Linked DNA regions of Mus musculus: region 1 is linked to region 2. Evidence: chromatin loops called from intact Hi-C (ENCODE). Cell type or tissue: left cerebral cortex. All regions are shown on one strand. Links, peaks and the distances in the headings refer to the core of each region. The heading gives the core; the rest is flanking DNA. Region 1 overlaps Lrrc47 (leucine rich repeat containing 47). Region 2 holds the start of Tprgl (transformation related protein 63 regulated like).

Evidence for each region. A loop is a pair of places that touch in the nucleus more often than their neighbours do. Peaks named below come from ENCODE experiments on the same cell type or tissue, not always from the same donor. Only the 100,000 strongest peaks of a DNase experiment are listed, where the experiment ranks them.
Region 1: it touches region 2 in a loop (3.0-fold over the local background); 5 of 42 quality-filtered maps call a loop at or near these places.

Annotation. Positions count from the first base shown.
Region 1 is chr4:154,013,337-154,024,918 of GRCm38, forward strand. Lrrc47 (leucine rich repeat containing 47) reads left to right here. Exons shown (of 7, transcript NM_201226.1): 2 at 2,320-2,772; 3 at 4,082-4,198; 4 at 5,034-5,149; 5 at 5,594-5,696; 6 at 6,058-6,147; 7 at 6,295-8,176. The coding sequence ends at 6,540. It overlaps Smim1 (small integral membrane protein 1), which reads right to left. Exons shown (of 4, transcript NM_001163721.1): 3 at 10,352-10,555; 4 at 7,134-10,117. The coding sequence starts at 10,461. The coding sequence ends at 9,991. Among named protein-coding and RNA genes, the nearest start is that of Smim1, 6.9 kb to the right of the region's middle. In left cerebral cortex, for the core only: a CTCF peak has its summit at 6,432 (motif pointing left); DNase peaks (open chromatin) are centred at 6,429, 8,293, 9,329 and 9,735; H3K27ac peaks cover 2,309 bases.
Region 2 is chr4:154,153,036-154,164,617 of GRCm38, forward strand. It overlaps Wrap73 (WD repeat containing, antisense to Trp73), which reads left to right. Exons shown (of 12, transcript NM_021499.2): 9 at 1,500-1,605; 10 at 2,206-2,331; 11 at 3,066-3,257; 12 at 3,497-3,783. The coding sequence ends at 3,645. Tprgl (transformation related protein 63 regulated like) reads right to left here and starts at 7,649. Exons shown (of 4, transcript NM_026388.2): 1 at 7,320-7,649; 2 at 7,050-7,226; 3 at 6,234-6,387; 4 at 4,450-5,530. The coding sequence starts at 7,594. The coding sequence ends at 5,336. In left cerebral cortex, for the core only: a CTCF peak has its summit at 6,182; DNase peaks (open chromatin) are centred at 3,081, 5,147, 6,179, 7,114 and 1 more place; H3K4me3 peaks cover 2,399 bases; H3K27ac peaks cover 1,906 bases.

The sequences.
Region 1 (11,582 bases), core at 2,603-10,602, 140 kb before region 2:
ACACAGGCTGTACACTGTTCTGCCTTCCTATGTAGTAGATATATTGGTTTGCCAGAAGGCTGATGACTGTTCAATATGGTGCATGTCTTTGTATCAGCCATTGACGTGCTGTGGTTTCTGAGACTGAAGCCCCTTGCATGTGTCTCACTTGGCCCTCACCACCATGCTGTGATCCCTTTCCCAGCAGAGGCAGCCCTGGTTGTCACTGTACTGGCTGGGGTTTGTGTTCTCCTGGAAGTTCTGATGTAAGGTGTTGAGCGTATATACCCTGCAAGGCATACAGCCGGCCAAGCACAGCAGTCCCGTGGGCACTGGGAGGAGGCTGGCACATCCGCCCTGCTTCACCTTTTGGTGGTATTGCCTCTCCCCCCCTCCCCCCGGAGGGCCCAAAAGGCTTCACGTCTGTGCTTGCCCATCACACCTTGGACCCTGGCCCCACTCCCATGACAAGGTTGCCGCTCTAGGCACTGAGGGCTGGGTAAACATGGGCAAGCATCACCTTTCTCACCAGGACGCTTCACCCTGTGTCTCTGTGTGGCAAGACCCACCTGCCTCTCTTCGACTCACTCTTCACCTTTGCTGCTGTCCTCACAGGGCCCCAGGGAGATGCTCAACTGGCATTGGGATTGTTGCTTCCTGCTCTGACCCGCCCTTGTCAGATGGTATCCCTGGAAGATCCCCTCCCTAAGGGCTCTTTCTGAGGCTCAGCCCCACCGCTGCCCCCTTCTGCGTATTTCTCCCCCAGGTCTTCAGTAGATTGCATCTTAACAGTGGGAGCAGAAGCATGTCATTCAACCCAGTGTTTGACAAGTGTGTTTTGATCCCACTGTAGTCAAGGGAGGGCATTTTCACAGAAGTCCTTCAAGGGAGTACAGAAGCTCAGAATCCACAGAATTACAGACAGGCTGTTGCAGACCTACTGTCAAATAAGGCCCATGTCATCGGTCATGCTTTTGGAGAGCTAGGTCCTCTGGGCTGGTGACCTCACAGGGTTGGGAAGAAAGTTTGCTAGTCTGGCTCAGACACCGCCCCCCCTTACTTGGTTCCTGATAATGTCACAGTGGTCCTCAGAGTAGTTACTTGGGAACCAGATAGGTCCTGAAAGGGTAGGCTCTGCCTCCAGTGGAAGTGGATCTGTGAAGACCTGGTGTTGGGCGTGGCATGGGGTACAGATCTGAGACCCAGACTCATCTGAGGCTGATGACTGCACCATAGAAAATGCCAGTCCAACTTTATGTGGCAGGTCGCAGTGAGAGTCAGCACACCGAGACACCTGATGAGCTTGCTCCTGGTGACTCCCCTGCAGGGTAACCTGCCTTGCATTCACCTATCAGGCATTGCTGTTATCTGGCCTCTTCCCCACAAGGGCCGGGTCCCTCCTTTTCATGCTTTTCTCCTTTAGCTTTTATAGTTGTCCTCTGCCTCCTGAATTCCTGCTATACCTTGGTGGTATGGACAGAGCCCCTGTGTCCTGTGTCTTCTCCACACCAAGTAGCCTGATGGCTTGATTCCTTCTCACTTGCTTCAGAGGTAGAGGCTGAGCAGCTGCACCATCCAGAGAGACGTGTGTCATAGCAGTCAGGCCTGTACGGCCATCCTCGTTCCACACCCAGGTTCCTAGGACTCAACTGCCACAGATTGTGTCTGAGAGCAGAGGTGTCACCTGTGGTCGCTGTAGACCTCTCCCTGGTTCCTCCAGAGCGGTGCTCGATATAAGAGCAAAAAATAAAGCAGACCAGAGTCCCCACCACCTGAGAAAGGGATGTTTATGGTTATAGGGCTGCACACCCTTCCACTGCGTTGAAAGCAGCACATTTGTCTAGCGGCAGGGAGCTCTTTCCCACAGACCCCTGGGCATTGTGTGTGTGGTATGAACACTACTACCTCTTTCCAGTCCACCCTCATCTTATGAAAGACAGCAATGGGGCCATGTACCCCTGGTGATGTCATGCTTGGTGTGGGGACAGGGTTTGTTGGTATCGCTCTTTTTTGTCATTACATTGAAGCGATAGCTGGACACCATTTGGGGAGCCTGTTTGAGACTGGAAGGGGTCCTGGTCTGTTCCCTAGCCTGCTGATAGGTCTGAATGTTTGGTATTGTAATTGTAGGCCTGACGTGTTGAATTGGCTGCCTCTGTGAACCAAGGAGGGGGAGGGGCATGGCAGCAGGCAGCTGTGGCCATGCAAGTAACCAGTGGGCAGGCCTGGCTGTCCCGACTCTTCTCAGTGTTGTCACCTGTCCGGGCCTGGCTGTCCTGACTCTTCTCAGTGTTGTCACCTGTCCAGGCCTGGCTGTCCTGACTCTCCTTCTCACTGCAGACATTGGACCTCTCCAACAACCAACTAACAGAGATCCCTGCTGAGCTGGCAGACTGCCCCAAGCTCAAAGAGATCAACTTTCGAGGAAACAGGCTTCGAGACAAGCGCCTGGAGAAGATGGTGGGTGGCTGCCAGACCAAGTCCATCCTAGAGTACCTTCGTGCTGGTGGCCGCGGCGGCCGGAGCAAGGGCCGGCAAGAGGCCTCTGAGAAGGAGGACAGAAAGAAGAGACGGGAGCGGAAGCAGCATCGGGAAAGCGGGGAGGGCGAGGAGGAGGTAGCAGACTCAGCCAGGCTGATGCTCAAGGTCTTGCATGTCTCTGAGAACCCCACACCCCTGACAGTCAGGGTGAGCCCGGAGGTCAAGGATGTGCGCCCATACATCGTCGGGGCCATTGTGAGAGGCATGGACCTGCAGCCAGGAAATGCACTCCGTCGCTTTCTCAACTCCCAGGTGGGCATTCGGCAGGCACACTTGGTAGGCTGCATGCTGGCGGTGGATACATGGCAGACAGACTTGGGTGCATGCTAGGGTGGGCATGCATTCAGCAGGCTGACTTGGTGGATGCTGCATGCTGGGGTGGGCATGCATGCAAGAGACAGATTGGGGGAGTCTGCATGTTGGGTATACCATTGGGGCAGGGACAGGAGGCAAAGTTGGTTTGGTTTCTGTATCTGTTTCCCTAGTTCAGGGTGAAGAGGGTCCTTTGCCTATCCCCGTAGATGCTTGGTACCCAGAGCATACCCTTGTCAAGTGTCTGCTGGGCCATGGTTCCTCCACACACTTCCACATGTTGCCATAGTTAAGACATAAATTTATTGACGATGTTTGATATTAGGGGACATTGCTAATTTCTGCAGACCATGTTAAAATTGTCTCCTTTTTCCAAGCATGGTAGTACACACCTTTAATCCAGCAGAGACAAAGAGATCTCTGGGAGTTTGAGGCCAGCCTAGTCTGCATAGCAAGTTCTAGGCCAACCAAGGCTGCATAGAGAGAGTTTATCTCCAAAATAATAATAGCTAGGCAATGGTGGCAGATACCTTTGATCCCAGCACTTGGGAGGCAGGGACAGGAGGATCGCTCTTAATTCAAGGCCAGCTTGATCTACAGAGGTAGTTTCAGGACACAGAAACCCTGTCTTGAAAAATCAACAACAACTGAAAAAGGAAGGAAGGATGATGGTGAGGATGAGCAGTCACCTCGTGTCACAGCACACTCATGCGAGCTCTCGGGTCACCTCGTGTCACAGCACACTCATGCGAGCTCTCGGGTCACCTTGTGTCACAGCACACTCATGCGAGCTCTCGGTCAGGCTGGCTGGACCACTCCCTAAGGCGCCTCGGCATCTGCCTCCCCTGAGGAATAAGAAGCACCTCTGTGCATTTGTGCCTAGGAGAGACAGGTACAGCCTGTGCCAGCAAGACCAGTTGCTGTGTGAGACTTCCCTCAGCAGCTCAGGGAGGAAGCCAGTGGTGCCCTGCCCCCAAGACATGCCCAGCTTAGCTACAAACCTGCAGTCTGTCTTGTAGATGAAGTAAGAGGTTGAAATGAAAGTCCTCTAAAGTGTAAGTGCCGTGTTCTAGTACTAAAGAGAAGAGAAAAGCTGCCGGGGACCAGAAAAGAGTATGGTTGGGAGACAGAGGTGTCGGGCGGTGCCACTTTGCTGTGGTGAGCTTGCAGACTGGAGCCCATGGCTTCCATGAAGGTCCCTCCCTGGACAGCAGGGACCCTGAAGCCCCTGCTGTGCTCTCCTCTGTAGACGAAGCTCCACGACGACCTCTGCGAGAAGAGGACAGCAGCGACCATCGCGACCCATGACCTCCAGGCTGTGCGTGGACCCCTGCTGTATGCAGCCCGGCCGCCCGAGGACCTCAAGGTGCCAACTGACTGCCCCTTCAGTCTGCACTTGCACTTGGCTTTAGCAGACTCTCAGGATGGACTTGGGCCTGGGAAGCTTAACCTGATATTTTACAGCAAGTGCATATGGGACATAGTTTCTGCCTTCTTTCTGGGGCCCAGTGCATAGCTATGCCAATGCCCATTGTCAGGGATGGGTTTGGAAGGTGCTTCCCTTACGCCTCAACTTCTGTGAGATGAGACCTCACTCTGTAGTCCTGACTATACTGGACTTGAACTCAGATCTTTTTTTCTGCCCCCTCCACCCCCCCACCCCCCACCCCCCCCACCCCCCGCACGCACTCACCAAGTGCTGAGATTAAGGGCATGTGCCACCATGCCTAGCCAGCTCATCAACTTTTAGCCAATGATTTTGGTTTATGTCCCGCTTACAGAACACCTGTAGTGTGAGCTGACTCATGAGGGTGCTGCTGCAGGCTGTTGGCTTAGGGGTCCAGGGTAAAGGAACTCAGGTGTCAGCTGCATGCCTGAATCAACCGGCTCATGCAGCTAAATCCTATCTCTCCATCAGCCGTCTCAGCAAATGCAGGTTCTTAGAAATAGTTGTTTTTGGGCTAGGTTTAAAGTGAATCTCAGCTAGGCACTGAGTGTTAAGCACCCCGTCTCCAGAGGAGTCTCTGGAAGTGAAGCCAGCCAGTGTGCTCCATGTGATGGGCCTCAGCCTCTTGCTTCCCGATCTGGAGAGTTGGTGACCCATTCCCAGCTAGAGACTAAGGTAGAGAGAGGTGCACAGCATCCCTCGTGCTCAAAGGTGGCCTCGGCCGCAGGATGAGCTGTGGCTTCTGCTCCTACAGATTGTGCCTTTGGGACGGAAAGAGGCCAAGGCCAAGGAGCTCGTGCGGCAGCTGCAGCTGGAGGCCGAGGAACAGAGAAAGCAGAAGAAGAGGCAGAGCGTCTCAGGGCTGCACAGGTCAGTGTCGGCACAGGGGTCAGCATGCTGCCACCATGTCAGCTGTACCTCAGCCAGCCCTACAGCCGCCAGAAGCTCAAAAACAGCCAGATGGGGAGGGAGTCTCCCAAGACTTCCTTCTAAGAGAGGCCGACTCTCCGTCCTGAAAGTACCAGGCTCCAGTGGTGGTGGGGAGGGTAGGCAGCGTCCTGTTCCAGGGTGGAGGAGGTCTTTTGCTCCTGGCAACCATCAGGCTCTCCATGGTAGGGTCAGGGTTGTCAGACCTAAGGCCTCTGTCCAGTGTCACCTCCAGGGTCTATGGCCCGGTGAGGATGCTGGGCTAAGGCAGCTCTGGTATCACATGGCTCTACACTTGGCCTTTAATGTTGCACCTAGTCCATCTGCAGTTTTGCCTCCACTCATCTTACCCACTGGCTCACACCTGCCTGGTTCCCTCCCACGCAGGTACCTTCACCTCCTGGATGGGAAGGAGAACTACCCCTGTCTTGTGGATGCCGAGGGAGACGTGATTTCTTTCCCTCCTATAACAAACAGTGAGAAGACAAAGGTAGGCAGGTGGGGTCTGAAGTTTGCTCATGTCCTCTAAGCCCATCACACGGTAGCCTGCTTACGATAGAAGTGCAGAGAGGAGGCCTGGGGCCCTTTGCTACATGCTCTTGGTTCTGAGACAGGTTTTTATAAGCTAAGAGTTACCGTGAGCTTCTGACCGTCGTGTCTCCATTTCACTAAAGCTGGGATAATAGGCAGGCACACACCCTGCCTGGTGTGTGCAGTGCTGGGATTTAATCCAAGGCAGGCATGCTGCACCTCCAGCCTTCTGTAGCTTTGCTTATAGATTCTTCTGAACACGGTGCGCGGCTGGCAGCCCAACACCAATAACTCTTCTTTTCTGAAATCCAATTCTTAAGATTAAGAAAACCACCTGCAACTTGTTCTTGGAAGTAACGAGTGCCACTAGCCTGCAGCTCTGTAAGGACATCATGGACAGCCTTATCCTGGTGAGTGAGGGCCAGCCCTAGACCCCGGCCCTGAGGGCAGCTTGGCATTCCCATCCCTTACACAGCTGCTGTCTGCTTGCTCTGTGGGTTACCACAGCCGACTTCCTGGGCCACTTCTCTCTGTTAAAAAGGTATTTTCATTTTCAGAGAATGGCAGAACTGAGCAAAAGCACTTCAGAAAATAAAGAGGAAGACATGCTCTCAGGGACGGAAGCTGATGCCGGCTGTGGGCTTTCTGATCCCAACTTGACTCTGAGCTCTGGGAAGGATGGACAGTGCCCTCTGGTGGTGGAGCAGGTCCGAGTGGTGGACCTGGAAGGGAGCTTGAAGGTGGTGTACCCATCCAAGACGGACCTGATCACCCTCCCTCCCCACGTGACTGTGGTCCGCTGACAGGCTCCTGTAGGTGTGGGTGTGCTGTAGGTGTCTGTGTGGGTGTGGGTGTGCTGTAGGTGTCTGTGTGGGTGTGGGTGTGCTATAGGTATCTGTGGGTGTGCTGTAGGTGTCTGTGTGGGTGTGCTGTAGGTGTCTGTGTAGGTGTGGGTGTGCTGTAGGTGTCTGTGTGGGTGTGCTAGGTGTCTGTATAGGTGTGGGTGTGCTGTAGATGTCTGTGTAGGTATGGGTGTGCTGTAGATCTTTGTAGGTGTAGGTATGCTGTAGGTATCTGGGTGTGGGTATGCTGTAGATGTCTGTGTAGGTGTGGATATGCTGTAGGTATCTGGGTGTGCTGTAGGTGTCTGTGTGGGTGTGGGTGTGCTGTGGGTGTCTGTGTGGGTGTGCTGTAGGTGTCTGTAGGTGTGGGTATGCTGCAGGTGTGGGTGTGCTGTAGATCTCTATAGGTGTGGGTGTGCTGTAGGGGTCTGTGTGGGTATAGGTGTGGGTGTGCTGTAGATTCTGTGTAACTGGTTCTTTGCTGTTTCTCTGGGTGTTTTAAGGTGTCTGCTTTTGTCCAGGTGACTGTGGTAATGTGAGTTTGCATCATCATCATAGCTCCAATGTGACTCTCCTGTCTCCTGTCCTCATGGATCACTCAGTAACTGCTGGGGATGTTCTGAATCATGTGGCCTGTGGCCGTGCTGGAGAGTCAGGTTGAACGCAGGCATTCTATTGAACAGTATTTATTTTTCTACAACATGTTAATAGAATTTTTTTTTAAATCAGCTGTGCATAGACAGTTGAGAACATCATGTTGTGAGTGTAATCTTCTTAGAGCTTGTTTCCAGGCACCGTGCTGCCGCCATGCTCCCAGGGCAGCATCTGCCTTCCACGGCTGTGCTTGGAACTGTAGTGCTGGTCGTTGTTGGCACATCTGCGCCTTGGCCAAGGAAGTTATCTATGTCCGTGTAGTCCTTTGTAGTCAGACAGATGCTTCGTGGACTGTGCCTCACACATGGCCCTGCAGGCTCCATGTCAGCGTGTCCCACTATTCATGTCCCATCTCTGTGCATCCTGACTGCGCACATCCCATCTCCGCATGTGTACGCATCTGTACCAGCACACAGCTGCCATCCCTCGAGCCACAGTGCCTGGTCCTAAGGACCCAGCAGCTGCACAGAGGACTTGGTGGCCCCGTGCCTTGCCATCTGGCTGAGAAGAGAACCAGACCCTCAGCCTTCCCCCTCGACACCTTCTCGTTGGTGACCTCTGACCTTAAAGGACCATTTCTACCTTCTGTAAAAGAACACCTGTTTGGGGTTGCGTGCGGCTTTCATCCTAAGGCCGTGCGAGAGCCGTTAGCTGTCAGAACTAGTGAAGCTCCAGGCTCCTCGTGGCAGACCCTGGACAACGCTGGTAGCTGTTCTCCATGAGACACGGCTGCTCACAGGTCCCTTTGAGTGGCTGTGGCAAGTACTCACCTACTAAGTGTTTAGGGTGGAGCTATCCTGTGCTCACCCTGTCTCCCCCCAGTTCCTGCTGTTCCCTCCAGCCCAGCCCAGCCCAGGTGTGAGATTCATTGAGATTTTTGAAACTGTTTTTACAGATTCAAGCAGAACGCCTCTTTGTTCTAATAAAAACCCTTGGTAACGACATCTCTGCATCAGCAGCCTTAGCACATGCGTCTCCCAGGACAGTGTTGCAGTTCACCAGTCCTCAGGTGTAGCAGACATCATACATGGGAGAGCAGCCCGAACCCCCACCAGGGTAGGGTGTCCATGACCATGGGGCTCACTGAGCAGCTCCGCAAGATTACTGGGCAGCTGCCAGGAGTGGGCTGGGAGCACCTGACCCAGTGTGGAGTGCAGAATGTGGCTGGAAGCCCGCCTCACTGTCAGCCCGGGACTACAGGAGACGCCTGAGGACAGTGCTCCCGTTCCTTTCCTTCCACATGGTGCCTCCTGCATCAAATACTACTCCTTCCTGTCACCTCTCTACTGCACCCATGTCCCTGGCTCAGCCATGTCTGCCCTGTCTTGCTACACACCTGCTCCAAAGATGACCTCTTGACAAGAGCTCCACTAGGCCTTAGGGGGTCCTTCACTGGGACTTCCTCCCGATGCCCGCCTTGCGATGCCCGCCTTGCGGCAGCTCAGGACTGGGGGGTGCGGGTGAGGTGGAGAACACACCACCGTCTTACCTCATTTGGAGCCTGTGAGTGGAGGGGTGGGGGTGGAGTTGTCTGTTAGACTTGGGGTCTAGACTTGTACTACAGAGGTCCAGGTCAGTTGGAGTAGCTCTACTGCAATCTCCCACACAAGGACCACTGAAGCTTAGGTCGGGCCTAACCAGGAGCCTCTTAGGATGAGGAGGCCAGCCATACCAGCCTCGCTGGCCAGGGAGAAGCAGGGGTTGGCTTCTGGCCTCCTTCCTTTGGCCACTGATAGCAGCAGCCCCTGTGCCTGCCACCCTCTCAGGTCAGTGTGCAGACCTCACAGTTTTCTAGCCACAGCCCGCCAGCCTTGCGCCAATTCACAGCATACTGGGAACAAGGTGTGGTCCAGAGAAGTTCTACATGGGCCACTGGAGAGGGGACCAAAGTCCCCATCGAGTCACAGTGCCCTTGTTCAGCGTCATGTCCTCACATGGTCCAGTAAGGAGGGAACAGGTCCAGCCACATCCTGACCCTTGGGTCTCTGTGTTCTTGGGAGAAGGCCCAGTCAGGAGGGGCACATTCCAAGACAGAGCCAAACAGGAGGAGCTGTGGAGGAGGGTCAGGCCTGGAACAAGTCATGCCTGGCTGGGCAGTGCTAGTGGAGAGAGTCTGTCACCCACTGTTCCTTCAGCAGTGATTTGTCTACAGTCTCTAAGGAGTGGGGGCTGGTGGGGAGGCAGCCGGTAGGGCACACAGCTTCTCTCCGGGCCATCCCTGAGGTGGTAAGCCCCTGTGCCCTGCACAGAAAGATTTGAGGCCCTGTCTGTGTGCCCTGGAAAAAATAGGAGCCACAGTCGTTATTCAGGGCCCATCCTGCACAACCAGGAATCTGGAAGGCCAAAAGACCAGGAGCCCTGCCCACAGGGAGAAGCTCACCCCTGAGGGCTGCCAAGCACCCCCCTGCACAGACCATCACTCATTCCAACCTCAGCTAGGGACGGGCCTAGGCTGGGGAAGATGGAGCACTGGCCAAAGGAATCGGGGCACAAAGCCCAACCTGGGGGTGGGGGGTGGGGGTGGTTCCCTGCTGCTCAGCTGGAGCTTAGCCTAGTCTCCAGCCTGTGTGACTCTCGCTGGTGGCTGCCTGGGCTGGGGTTTCAGTCTTGGGTCTACCCTGTGTACTGGAGATGGGGAGCCATGTTGACAGTGCACACTGGCATCTTCATATGCCCTGGGGTCTGTATGGAGGAGTGTCTGCACAAATGGCCTGTGTACATGGGAGGGAATCCCCAGGGCTGGGAGTGGGGCAGCATTTATTTGCACTTGTGCACGTAGTAGCCAGTGATGTAACCCAGGATGAAGATGATCCAGAAGAGGGCCACTCCACCCAGCACCTTCATGGCTATCCCCAGCTTGCCAGAGCACAGCTTCTGGGAGATCCTAGAATAAGAACAGCCAGTGAGCCCACACCAACGATACGGGGAGGTTCCCGAGTGGGCATGGGTGGGGAAGCGGCGGGCTAGATCGGGAAAAGATGGGCAGAGGTTAGACCTGAGTGCTATGCTATAGGTGGGAGTTACCTATCTGCTCAAAGGTGCCGTGGGCACCTGGACGGGCTGGGCTTGAACAAAGCTGGTCAGGTCAGTGGGAGCTGCTGGCCTGTTGGAACTGTACCTCCTATAGCATGAGGCTTCTTCCGAGCTGGACATGGCGGTCATGCTGACTTCATCCCGGCTGCTGCTGTCCCACCTGCTGTAGTGAACACCACTCTCCTGGGACTGCATGCTGTAGGCCTGGGGTGGAGCTACCACATTCAGGGAGGAGATAAGGCAGGTATCAGGCCAGACTCACAGAAGCTGCTGGTTGGGGAGGGTCTGCCTGGAAGGAGGGGAAGGGATTTGCCAATGATAACCAGAAACTAGCTCAGGGTCACATCAGAAGAACCTGATAAGGAATTCCAGCCCAGGGAGGCAGGGTGGTGGCCAGCCCTGACCCTCGGGAATGTAAGTAAGCCTCTGCATTTACAACTGGGGCCTCTGAGGGGCTCTCCTACCTCCTATTTATCAGGGGAGACAGCCAGTGCAGCCTTCAGAGACCAGGAAAGTGTAGCTGCCAACAACCTGATAACCGTCTTCCTCCCCAGCCCTACAGATAAGGCCTGGAGCTGCTCTCCAGAGAGGCTGGCAAGGGGAGGGATGAGCAGTGGCTGGTGTCTGGTACGGCCAGCCCAGCCAGCCAGGGAGGAGGCCCCGCAGCAGCTGTCCTCAGCCCCTCCTCCACCTGCTGCTTCTGAGAGGAGTCAGGCAGGGCTTCTGTGGGTGCGGGGGCTCCAGAGGGCTGTAGATGGGCAGGAAATAAAGACACACGAGTGCCCAGAACAGAAAGGTTCCTAGCACCAAACCATCCCTGACTCCCCCAGGGCCAGCCACCCCAGGAAAAGGACAGACACAGTGACATCACTGCCATGCATGGTTGCTCCGACCTACTGCCAACAGGCTTATAGTGGACACTAGCATGTCATTTACCCTCTGACCTCTCCTGTTACCTCGTGTTTACCTAAAGGGAGCAGGGCACATACTAGAAGTACAGGCCGTGAGATACGGATAAAGTTAGGTACTGGGTACCCAATGTTCCCTTGTGGCACCCAGCTCCAGGACCCGGACCCTGTCTCCCAGCAGCGGGGGCACTGGGGATACAGCCCGTCCTACATAACCCTGTGTACCTGAAGGTACAGCAGGCCACTGGGCTGCAGGAAATGGGCTGAGGTTCTGGGCTCCAGAACCTCAGGACGCTCGGCTGAATGGGAAGAGGAAGGGCACCATCTTAACAGCCGCGCGTGTCTTCTGGTGGAGCCTCTGACTGACAGCCTGAGGTGACAGAGTGTTGCTGGAGTGTGGGCGGGCTG
Region 2 (11,582 bases), core at 1,631-9,630:
CTAGCCGGATGCTCATCATGCTCTGCCCTCGGCAGATCCCTGGGAGAGTGAGCTGAGGAATCCTGAGCGTGGGCCATCCTGCCAGAGCAGGGCACACCGCAGGCAGAGAGGCCGGGAGAGCTGGTCTGTATGGACTGCAGCTAGGGCGGCCCAGGCCCAGGCCCAGGGGTGCAGAGTTGAAGGCAGGTTCTGAAGCTCAGAGGTGCTGAGTCCGCTGTCTTCTGTCAGTGCTGAAGCTCAGTAGTGCTGAGTCCTCTGTCTTCTGTCAGTGCTGAAGCTCAGTAGTGCTGAGTCCTCTGTCTTCTGTCAGTGCTGAAGCTCAGTAGTGCTGAGTCCTCTGTCTTCTGTCAGTGCTGAAGCTCAGGAGTGCTGAGTCCTCTGTCTTCTGTCAGTGCTGAAGCTCAGTAGTGCTGAGTCCTCTGTCTTCTGTCAGTGCTGAAGCTCAGTAGTGCTGAGTCCTCTGTCTTCTGTCAGTGCTGAAGCTCAGGAGTGCTGAGTCCTCTGTCTTCTGTCAGTGCTGAAGCTCAGGAGTGCTGAGTCCTCTGTCTTCTGTCAGTGCTGAAGCTCAGTAGTGCTGAGTCCTCTGTCTTCTGTCAGTGGTCTGGACCAAGGACAGGTTTCTGCTTCCCTTGGACAAGGAGGGCCAGGGCCATGGCCCGGGGCTCAGTTAGCTGCCCCAAAGCCTATGTCTGCAGAACCCTGTAGGAAGGAGAAGCTAGGTGGAGGCTGGGCTTTAGTCAGGGTGCTCCTCCTGTAACAGTGGTTGAACCTTAGAGATGACAGAGTACAGGCTGGCCGTGCAGGCTGCCAAGGTTTGCCTGTGGTTCAAGCGCCTGTCTCCCCCACGTGTGCACTGGTGGTTTCTCTGCCTGGGACTGCGGAGTACCCCACTAACCTAAGCGTGTGAGTGAACTTTGTGTCACCGGGTCAGAGGACCCGGGGACACGATCAACCTAGTTAAAGTAGAACGGGTTCATTTTGGCTCCTAATTTCTGAGGTTTCAGTCCATGGTCCCTTCACCATTTACTTTGGGTAGCACATTGTGGTGGGGACAAATGGCAGAGCAGAGCTGACCTTCAGCTGCTCTGGCCAAGAAGCAGAGAGGAAGGACAGGTGAGGTCCCAATGTGGCCTTCAAAGTCATGCTCCCAGTGGCCCGGGCCTGTAAGGTCCATGCTAGCACCAAGTCTGTCAGGCCTGGCCGTTTGCTACTCCACAGGCTCGCTGCCACCACTGTCCTCTCCTGGCCTACTTTTCTCCTGTGCACACACAGGCCACTGCCGAATCGCTGTGACATAGCTCACCATGTAAACATAGCCATGTGCTCAGAGCCCTCTCTAAAGGACAGCCTGGCCAGCAGTACTGCGGTGGCAGCTGCAAAGGGTCAGACTTGGCCGCCGCCTCTTCCCAGCGACCTCCGTGTGGGGCACATAGATAGGTTGGGCCACCTTCCACTGGCTCTCGTCACAGACTGCTAGCAGCCACATCATTGTTTTTCAGGTTGTGTATAAGGAAGCTGAGAAGAGCCCACTGCTGGGGTTGGGCCACCTGTCCTTCCCGCCGCCCCGAGCAATGGCTGGTGCCCTCTCTACCTCAGAGAGCAAATGTAAGCAGCAGAGGGCTGTGTCCTCCATGGGAGAAAGCTTGTTTTTTCTCTCTTAAATGAGAATCCTCTGTCCACGTGAATCTCAGAGGCTGCTTGTTTTGGGTGTGGAAGATGTTAAGATGGGGGTCTCAATCCTGCAGTGTAGAGACCGCAGGTGTTCTCCTGTGAAGCCTGCCTTTCCTCCCTGCTCTGCAGTCCCTGAAGGAGTGAGGGGACATCAGCTGTGCAGCACCCGCTTGGAGGGGGGGAGGCAGCCAGGCTGTAGGTTGCTCATGCTGGCTTGTGCTTACTTATTTTCTGTTGGGTGATAGTTCTTTGATTCCCAGCTGGAAAGGGGTAGCCACCTGTGCCCCGAGACGCTGGAAATGGGTGGACAGAACTGCCAGGTGTCCAAGTAGTGGGGACTAGCTCAGAAAGCAGGGCTTCAGAGCAGGGCTGTATCCTGCACTGGAACTGTTGTCCCCAGGGAACCTGTGAACGTGCCTCTCACCACAGCTGTCCTCTTAATCCCTCCTGTGCTTCTCTGCAGTGTGTTTCCTTCCCTCTCTTTGCCCTCTCCCCTTAACCAGTGCCCTTAGCCCGTCCCCCGTCGTGTTGCAGATGAGATCGCCTCGGGACCAGTTTCCTTGCAGACTCTGAAGCCAGTAGCTGACAGAGCGAACCCGAGGATGGGTGTAGGGATGCTGGCTTTCAGCTCTGACAGCTACTTCCTGGCATCAAGAAATGGTCAGTGCCACACTCATTTCGTAGGCAGGGTCAGCTGCTCGCGGCCCTTTGAGGCGGAGAGTAGAGATGAACCGAGAAGCAAAGGGGCAGCTGTGTGCTCCTCTCCCTGGTTCCTGCAGAAATGGGCGTTCAGCACAGCAGCTCCTTTCTGCACAGCAGCTCCTTGCCCATGGCCTGGCCGCCTGGCTGCTCCCTCCTGCACTCCTCACTGTGCAAGAACAGGGCTTACCTCTAGTTTTGTTTGCATTTTTTGGGGGGGGTGCCTCTGTGTTTTTAATAGTTTATCTCCTTTATATACTTTGTATCTTGACCACAGCCTCCCTCCTTCCTCGCCTCCCAGTCCCACCCATACAAATCCTTCCCCATTGCCCTGTCCCCTCCTCCTCAGAGGAGGCGCCCTCCCCCCACCCCCACCCTGGGGCAGGACTAAGCACACTTCTCCCACTGAGGCCCAACTCGGCAGTCCAGGTAGGGGAAAGGGATCCAGGGGCAGGGGCTGGACCTAGGCCTCCACACTGTAGGAAATGTACAGTTGGTCTTCTTGTGGGCTCCCTAACAAGTGAAGTGGGGGGCTGTCTTGTTTGCATTTTGTACATCTACAGATGTAAAAACCACAGGAAGAAGAGGTGTGGCTTTGGCAGGCCATGTCTTTGTTCTGGGTGCTGGTCCCTGAGAACAGCCAGAGGGCTGGCAGTGCCAGCACTGACATGTGTCCCGTCTCTGCTTCCTTGCAGACAATGTCCCCAATGCTGTCTGGATCTGGGACATTCAAAAGCTGAAGCTGTTTGTGGTACTAGAGCATATGTCTCCAGTGCGCTCATTTCAGTGGGACCCACAGCAGCCGAGGCTGGCCATCTGCACAGGAGGAAGCAAGGTGTACCTGTGGTCCCCAGCAGGCTGCGTGTCGGTGCAGGTGCCTGGGGAAGGTAAGCGTAAGCCAGCACATGCTGGCCTCAGACAGGCTGACCTGCTTAAACCTATTGCCACGTGTCATGCATGGGAAAGATGCCCTTCTGCATCCTGTAGGACCTTGCCCAGATTGTGTGCCTCACAGGAACTGGCTGTCCTTAAGGTTTACTGGCTTTGTCTTCAGCCCTGGGGTGACCAGACTCCTCACTCACCCGCAGGCCCCGGTCTCTAACCCTCTGGCTGCCTGTCTCTCTAGGTGACTTTCCAGTGCTCGGACTGTGCTGGCACTTAAGTGGGGATTCCTTGGCCCTCCTTAGTAAGGACCACTTCTGTCTCTGCTTCCTGGAGACCAAGGAGAGGGTTGGCACAGCCTACGAACAGCGGGACGGCATGCCTAGGACCTGAGTGGAAACCAAGGCAGTAGACTGCTGATTCCAACGTGAGCTAACGGCTGCACAGGTTCTCCAGATGGGATGGGCTATTCTGCCCAGTTTTCTGTAAATATGTATAAAGTTATGTAAAGTAGGTATTTGCTAATCCATTGAACAGTGGTGGTTGTTTTCTTCAAGGCCTTAGCTCACAGACCCAAGGTCTTGGGAGGATAAAGAATCCTGAAGTAAGGACTCAAGCCTGCCTCATGGCCTTGCAGACTCTGAAGCCAGTAGCGAACCCGAGGATGGGTGTAGGGATGCTGGCTTTCAGCTCTAACAGCTACTTCCTGGCATCAAGAAATGGTCAGTGCCACACTCATTCGTAGGCAGGGTCAGCATTCCCTGAGGGGTTTTCTGTCAGTGGGCTTTGGAACAAGGTGGACTAATGTCAGACTGGCCAGCCCTCCTGCAGCTGGATGTACTCAGAAGTGCCCCGCACCTGTGCCTGTCCCCGTGTGAGCTGTAAATCCCACAACAGTTGGGCAGGTCTCTGGCCTTACAAGTGAATTCTGCAGAGAGGCCTGGGTCACTGCCTGGTAGAGTGGAAGAGCTCAGCCCACCCAAACCTCTCTATCTCTAGTAAGTGCCTTGAAAGCAGACAGACCAGTATGTCTGTACTGGTGACCAGGGTTCCCACCAGGACTGCACACTTGTGTATCTGAGTTTCTGTAAAGAGGACCATGCTCACAAGGGTCCTCAGTCAGCCAGACTTCAGTCCTCAAGACAGTCTTTGGCACTCCTGATTCTGTGACAATAACTTCAAAAAGGAGCAACTCCATTTGGTTTAAATGTCTTTACTAGAACAAAAGCACAGGCTGAAAACAGGTGCATCTGAGGTCACCTTTCCTCTTGGATAGGCCATGGCATTCCGGTCACATCCATGCCGGTTAACTAAAGCGAGAGGTATAGAGTGACAGGCCAGCATCTACAGTGCACTGGCAAGGCTAGAACGACAGCAGCAAGCTGTGTGTGGCTGGCGTGTCAAAGCTCAGCAGTGCTCAGTGAGCTCTAGGATGCTCGTCTGTTTATAGCATGCACTTTTAAAACCCAACTATTCAGTCCCTTTTAAACAGAGACAGGATGATAGAAACCCACCACCATGACTTCCGGAAGGGGCTAGCTTATGTTATGAGAGTAACCTTTTGGGCCTAGGAAAACTGCTGTATTAACACAACCTGGATTAATTTATAAAGTGTGATTCTAAGTCAGACACATTCACAGAAAGGCAGGTTCACCAGGAGCTGCCAGGCAGACTGTCTTTCTTAGTGACTGGCTGCTGGCTGCTACTGTATTTAGCTTTTTTAAAAAACGGGCTGAATTTTAAAATACAGCACTTGAGAGTTAATATATAGGGAGAGTTAAATATGTGCAGAAGCCGCTCACTGTACTCAGCTGTATGCAACAGTCTACACAGCACAAGTGGGTGGACATTGTGCTCGGCATGCTGGAGGGAGAACGTGGCGTTACAGAAGGAACACAGTGGTATGGGGGCAGCTGAATCTGCCTTTGTAAGATTGTGTTGCCAAGATGTCCAATATCCAACTAAATATACATAATCCACTTGACTATTCTAATCGGATACATGCCCTCCTTCCCTCCAGCCAGTGGGTGGCATGAGGTGGCACAGGGAGTCCCCACCACCTTGGTTTCCGGGACGCAGCTGTCTAGAAGCCTATCTTGCCCCTGGTCATGGAGTAGCCCAGCTTGGCTTCATTGTTGATGAAGGACATGAGCCCCACGTAGGTCTCGATGAGGAGGGGGCGCTCCAGCACCAGCACGGTATTCGCCTGCCCTGGCAGTGGGCTCTCCTTCTGGGCCTTCTTGACAGCTTGGATCAGGAGAGCCTTGAAGCTTTCCAACTTTGAAGAGAATAAACATGGAGCCTTAACCTCATGCCAAGACAGCAGTACTGGGAAACGAGGATTCTGAGTTCAAATCCTCCCAAATACCACATAGTGATGACATCACCAATGACAGGTTGGGCCCTATGAGCTGTGTCATCAGGTGGTTCATCATGTACAAACATCATGAAGGGACCTGCCTTAAGTCCAACCTAGAGAGTACCAGTCTATCTCTAAAGATGCAGTCAGGAGATTCGGCAGCCTGAGACAAGGTACTGCCAGTGCCAACAGGTGGAAAATCTTTTTTACAGACGCACATGCTCTGGAGTGCACCTCACTAAGCAGGTGATGCTGTAATTGCACACGCTGCCTGCACTGGTGTGCTGTGCACTGACTGACAGGTAGCATCACAGATGGAGGAATTCATGAGGACTATGATGTCACCAAGTGACAGGGCTTTCTCAGCCCTACTCTAACTGTGCAGAATGCTCAGCGCTCCCTCAGCACCTCTCCTGGGAACTTCCAGAGTACCTGTGTCACCAGCAGCACCTGCCAAGCCCCGCCAGTACTGTGGGCTTTTCCCATGCTCGCTCACCCACCCAGTCCAGACTGAGCATCCTGCAATGGGATGGTGACTCTGTTCTTAAACAGCACCACCTAGCTTCCTACTGTGGAACTGCACCTCCAGGGTTCACACTGACAGTGGCCTTGGCCTGCTTACATGGCACAGAGACGCTGTCTTCTCGTCCATGCCAGCCATTGGGTGTTCTATGAAGGTGGCATAGGGCATGTTTGTAGACCAGGGGTTCCATCTGTTGATGAAGGAAGGGCGGCTCTGCTTGTCCCACTGAATGCGAACCCCAAAGCCTTCTCTCCTGATGGGGGAGGGGGAGAAAGCCTTGCTTACCACAGGAATACAACATTGCATTCAGTATCAGGGATGGCTGGGGAACCTGTGACCTAGTGTAACAATGGCCTCCACTAACAGCTTCACACACTTCCAAAGCGTAACAAGTTAATGAGCCTCCTTTGCAGCCTATGAAACCGGCACACAGTCCAACCTGGCCTAATTATGGCCGTGTTTGTTCTTAATGTTACTGAATGATGCTTAAGTTAGTAGCCATTAGCTTCCTGGAGTCCCTAGTCAAATAATTCTTTTATAGCAAGCCAACCAGTCTCTGAAGGCTGTTAGGTGTTTTGCGATGTATCGAATTTTTAGTAATACTGAGCACATGCCCTGTGTCTCCCTCCTGCTGGAGTTAAAACTCCCAGACTCCCTACATAGCTTATGACAGTGGGCTCTGATTCCATGTATCTTAACGGTATTTAAATGAATGGTTTTTAGTGGGGACAGAGTGGCCGACTGTGCCAGCATCCCTTTCAAGGAGGTACTGAGCAACCCGGAAATCACCAGCCTCTACTTAAAGGTCCTTTCCACTGGTTCTTCAAGATGAGACCTTTACCTCACAAGAGAGTGGGTCAATACCACTTACAGGATCCGCTGGGGCCCTGCCGTGTAGTGCGCTGGTGCACCTACTTGTTGAGCGACTTCGGAGGAAACTGGAATTCTCCACAGGAGATGGTGTCTACCGCGCTGAGCGCCACCCTGACCACCTGCTGGCACTGAAGGCTGATGAAGTCATATTTGCAGATGAGCAGCGACTGGTCGGTGACCAGCACCAGCCGCTCCTTCTCGTTGTTCCAGTGGTCCACCCTGGAGAGGAGAGGGGCCGCCCATCACCAAGAGCCCCGCCTGCCCCCGCCCGCCCCCGCCCAGTGTCCCCGCAGTCCCCTCGCGCCGGCTTACTCGGTCAGCAGCCACACCCCCTGGATCTCGCCGTCCTCCACGGGCCGTACCACGGCGCGGATCTCCTCGACCGCCTGCTCGATGGTGCCGGGCCGGAACACGAAGTACTCCTTGACGCGGGCGCGGCGTGTAGGGTCGTGGACGTTCAGCGGCCACAACGTCTGGCGCAGCGGTGTGCCCGCCCCAGGCCGGCCCGCACCCGCGTCCTCGCCGGCCGCCAGCACCGCCGTGGGGCTCGTGCCCGCCGAGTCCACCGTGTCCCGCAGCTGCAGCATCGCGCCGCCACCGGCAGCCTCCACCGACGGCCGCCGCCCCGGCGTCCGCCCGGCCGCGCCCCGCCCTCCCTCGTTCGCCTTGTGATTGGTTGAGTCCTGCAGAGCCCGCCTTCCGGACCCGCCTCCAGCTCCGTCGACTGCGTCTCGCGATTGGCTTTCCCCTAAGCTGTCTTCTGCAATTGGGTCTAAAGTGCTGCCGTTCATGATTACGGCGGCCCCTCCTGGGCCGGAAGCTGCCGCCACGCGCGGAGCCACTTCCTGTTTACAGGAAGGGCGAGTTAAAAAAAAAAAAAATGCCGGTCGGGGGTTCCTGGCTGAGAACGGGGAAAGGGACGCCATGGACTCGCGCGGAAGGGGGCACTTGGGGGCTCGTGCGTAGGGCGTTGCCCCGACAGTGTGTCCTCGCTTGGCTCCGTGCCCTTCACCTTCGGGCTTACGGTGCACTTCGGGCGGAGGTGTGCGGCGCACTTAGGAGGTGTGCATGCCTGGGGAGTGTGAAAGTGTGGGCATGGGTGTGTGCGCGTCTGAGGATTGTGAAAGCGTGGGAATGGGTGTGTGCGCGTCTGAGGATTGTGGACACTGTGTCGGGGCACCTCAGATAGAGGCTTCTCAGGAGTGTGCTGCACTCCTTGGGCGTGGTCACCTTGGGAGTGTGGGTTTATAGGGTGTGTGCACACTGGAGATAGGAGTGTGTGCAGGTCAGAGGTGGCTGTCAGAGGGTTCTTTATATTGGGCATGATACGCACAAGTAAGCTACCATGTCACCGAAGAGTGCTGCTGGGGCGGGGGGTGGGGGGAGTTGGAAGGAAACGCCGTAGGATGCTCTTGGGCCCTGCAGCTTCTCCCTGGGACAGAAGCCATGCGAGATGTCCCTGAGTTCCTGCTCCCACGGGGGTGCCAGCAGTGTGCCTGGGTTGATGGAGCTAATGGACCGCTATGATAGTGTGGCCCAAAAGTCTTTTCTAACAGTCACCAAGACATAGGTTAGACTCATCAGTGAATGACAGCCCAAGATACAGCTCAGGCCTGTAGTCTGTCTCCTGACCGTTGTGAGGGCTCCTTAGCCTGCTGGACCTTTTACAGTGTGGCTTCGTCAGAGAATCCAGTCCAATGAGGTCTCCGGGACACTGGTGGGAGCAGCCACGATGACGTGAATTCCCACAGAGGTTCCTGAGACCGCTGTGGATGTGAAGAGTGTGCTGAAAGCTGACAGAGAAAGGGGAGATGAATAGATAAGTGCATATAAGGCAATAAGCCAGGGATGGAGAGGTGGCTCAGCAGTTAAGAACACTGGCTGCGCCGGGCGTGGTGGCGCACGCCTTTAATCCCAGCACTCGGGAGGCAGAGGCAGGCAGATTTCTGAGTTCCAGGCCAGCCTGGTCTACATAGTGAGTTCCAGGACAGCCAGGGCTACACAGAGAAACCCTGTCTCGAAAAAAACCAAAAAAAAAAAAAAAAAAAATCAAGGAGGCTTCTACCTTTAGGGCTGGTAAGATGGCTCAGTTGGTAAGAGCACCCGACTGCTCTTCCGAAGGTCCAAAGTTCAAATCCCAGCAACCACATGGTGGCTCACAACCACCCGTAATGAGATCTGATGCCCTCTTCTGGTGCATCTGAAGACAGCTACAGTGTACTTACATATAATAAATAAATAAATAAATCTTTAAAAAAAAAAACAAAAAACACTGGCTGCTCTTCCAAAGGACTGGGGTTCAATCCCCAGCACCCACATGGCAGCTCACGACTCTTAACTCCAGGATCCAATACCCTTACACAGACTTATATGCAGACAAAACACCAATGCACATAAGAATAATGTTTAATAACACAAATAAGCAAATGTCAAGTTTGTGGCATGCATGAATCCTAGGTGTGAGAGAGAAACATCATCTATTTCTGGCTCAGCCTTTCTTATACAACACAGGACTACCTTGCCCTAAGGTGGCACCACATGAAATGGGCAGAGCCCCCCCCCCCATATTACTCACCAATTAAGAAAATGTTACAGCCGGGCGTGGTGGCACACGCCTATAATCCCAGCACTCAGGAGGCAGAGGCAGGTGGATTTCTGATACTGGCACTTAGAGCCTCTCATTCAAAGGATCACGGCTAAGCAGGTGCTCTGTATCTGTCCGGAGCAGAGGGGACGAGCAGCAGGTGTCCGCTCTGAAACCTGGCTTCTACAGAAGTGTAAATCCTTTACTACCGTGAGGAGTCTCCAGTATCCACACTGTGAATAAACACCATTATATCTTACGTGAGGCTGCCAGGACAGACCACAGACTGGCTTGCTGGAAGTAACCGAAGCATGTAGTGAGGTTGCTGAGACCAGACGGCCAGAACCACAGTGTGTGTGCATGTGCGCTTGCATGTGCATGTATGTGTGTCCTTCTGATACCTGAGGGCACATGTCTTCCTTTGCCTTTCCAGCCTCCCGTGTTGTCAGCCATGCTGGATGTCCCTCAGCCTGTGGCTGCCTCTCCCCGTTGGCTGACTTTCCATAGTCATCGTCGCTTTCTCATTTGTAAGGATTCCTGACGTTGGCACAGGCCTGCCCTAACGGCCCCCTTTTGACCTGATCATGTTCACAGACTATTTTCCAAAGATGGTGAGAGTCATGGAGACTGGTTGGGACTTGCGTGTATCATTAACAGGTACATAATTCAACTGGTGTGTGTGTGGGGGGGGGGAGGGTGTTTCGGGCAGGTGCAAGCGATGAAGCATTTAGATGACCTCCACGTGTGCACACAGGTCACGGCGGGGGCAAGGAGCAAGACATGATGACTGTGACTAGGGAGTAAGGTATTGGGGGCCCAGAGCTTGGGTTGGTCCTGAGGTCCACTAGCCGTTGCCAGGGATTTTCAAGAGGCTGTTCCCAAAGTGGTCAGCAGATGGCGCAACTACCCACACATGGCCTCCCTGGGAGATCACAGTTTGGCAGGTATGGGATGTTTTCAAGTCCTAGATGAAGCTGTTATCTTTCTGTAGAAGACTCAGAAGCTCAGCTATAACAAGCAGATTCTTGCCTTAATTTCCTGATGCTGTGACTTAGCATTTTGGGAACTCAGCGGGCCCTCCTTTTTGAAGTGCTGAGAATGGATCCCAGGCCTCCCACATGCTCTGCCACTTGAGATGCTTCCTCTAAGACTGAGCCCCACCTTTGATACCTGTGAGAATCCTGAGCACGCTGGGGTGGGTTCTCAGAGCTGCATGGGGCTCCTCCAGAGCTGGTACCACACACACACACACACACACACACGGAGGATTGTTGTGTGTGTGGTCCTTCCAGAGCCAGCTGCACTTTGGGTCGTGCACAGGGTGTGCACCGCTGGAAGTTTGCCTCAGGAGGCAATCCTCGCACTGCCCCAAGCTCTGCGATTGTTGTGCTTCCCATGTTAACCTCGGTCACTGAGTCAAAGAATCCACAACAGATGCAGAGGTAACTTTGAAAGAGAACCGGGTTCCCAGACTGGAGAGGTGGCTCAGCAGGCAAAGGTCTTTGCTGCCACCCTGATGACCAGAGTTCAATTCCTGGGTCCCACACAGTGGAAGGAGAGAAGAAACTCATGTAGATTGTCCTTTGACCTCCACACACTCTGAGACATACGTATATACACACATGAGTTAAATGCACACACAGACGGGACTAGAGAAAGAGCACAGCTCCTACCACCCAGCCCCATCTTGGCAGTTGTCTCCCTGATGTCCCCTCTCACATCTCCCTCTCTGTTCTCCTACAGGGACCCATTCTGATAATCCAGAATGATCTGATCTGAGACCCCCTCTCTCAGTAACTTCACCAAAGACCCCGTTTCCAAATCAGGCCCCACGGGGGGATGTGGGCATGAGGACATGGGCTTTCCTAGGGAAGCTATGCAATTCAGATGTGCCATCTCCCCAGATGTGAACAGATACCATCCCTGCTTGCAGTGATGGGTAAATATCCCATACACTTGCCATCCCAGGCCTTCCTCCCTGACCCCCCTGT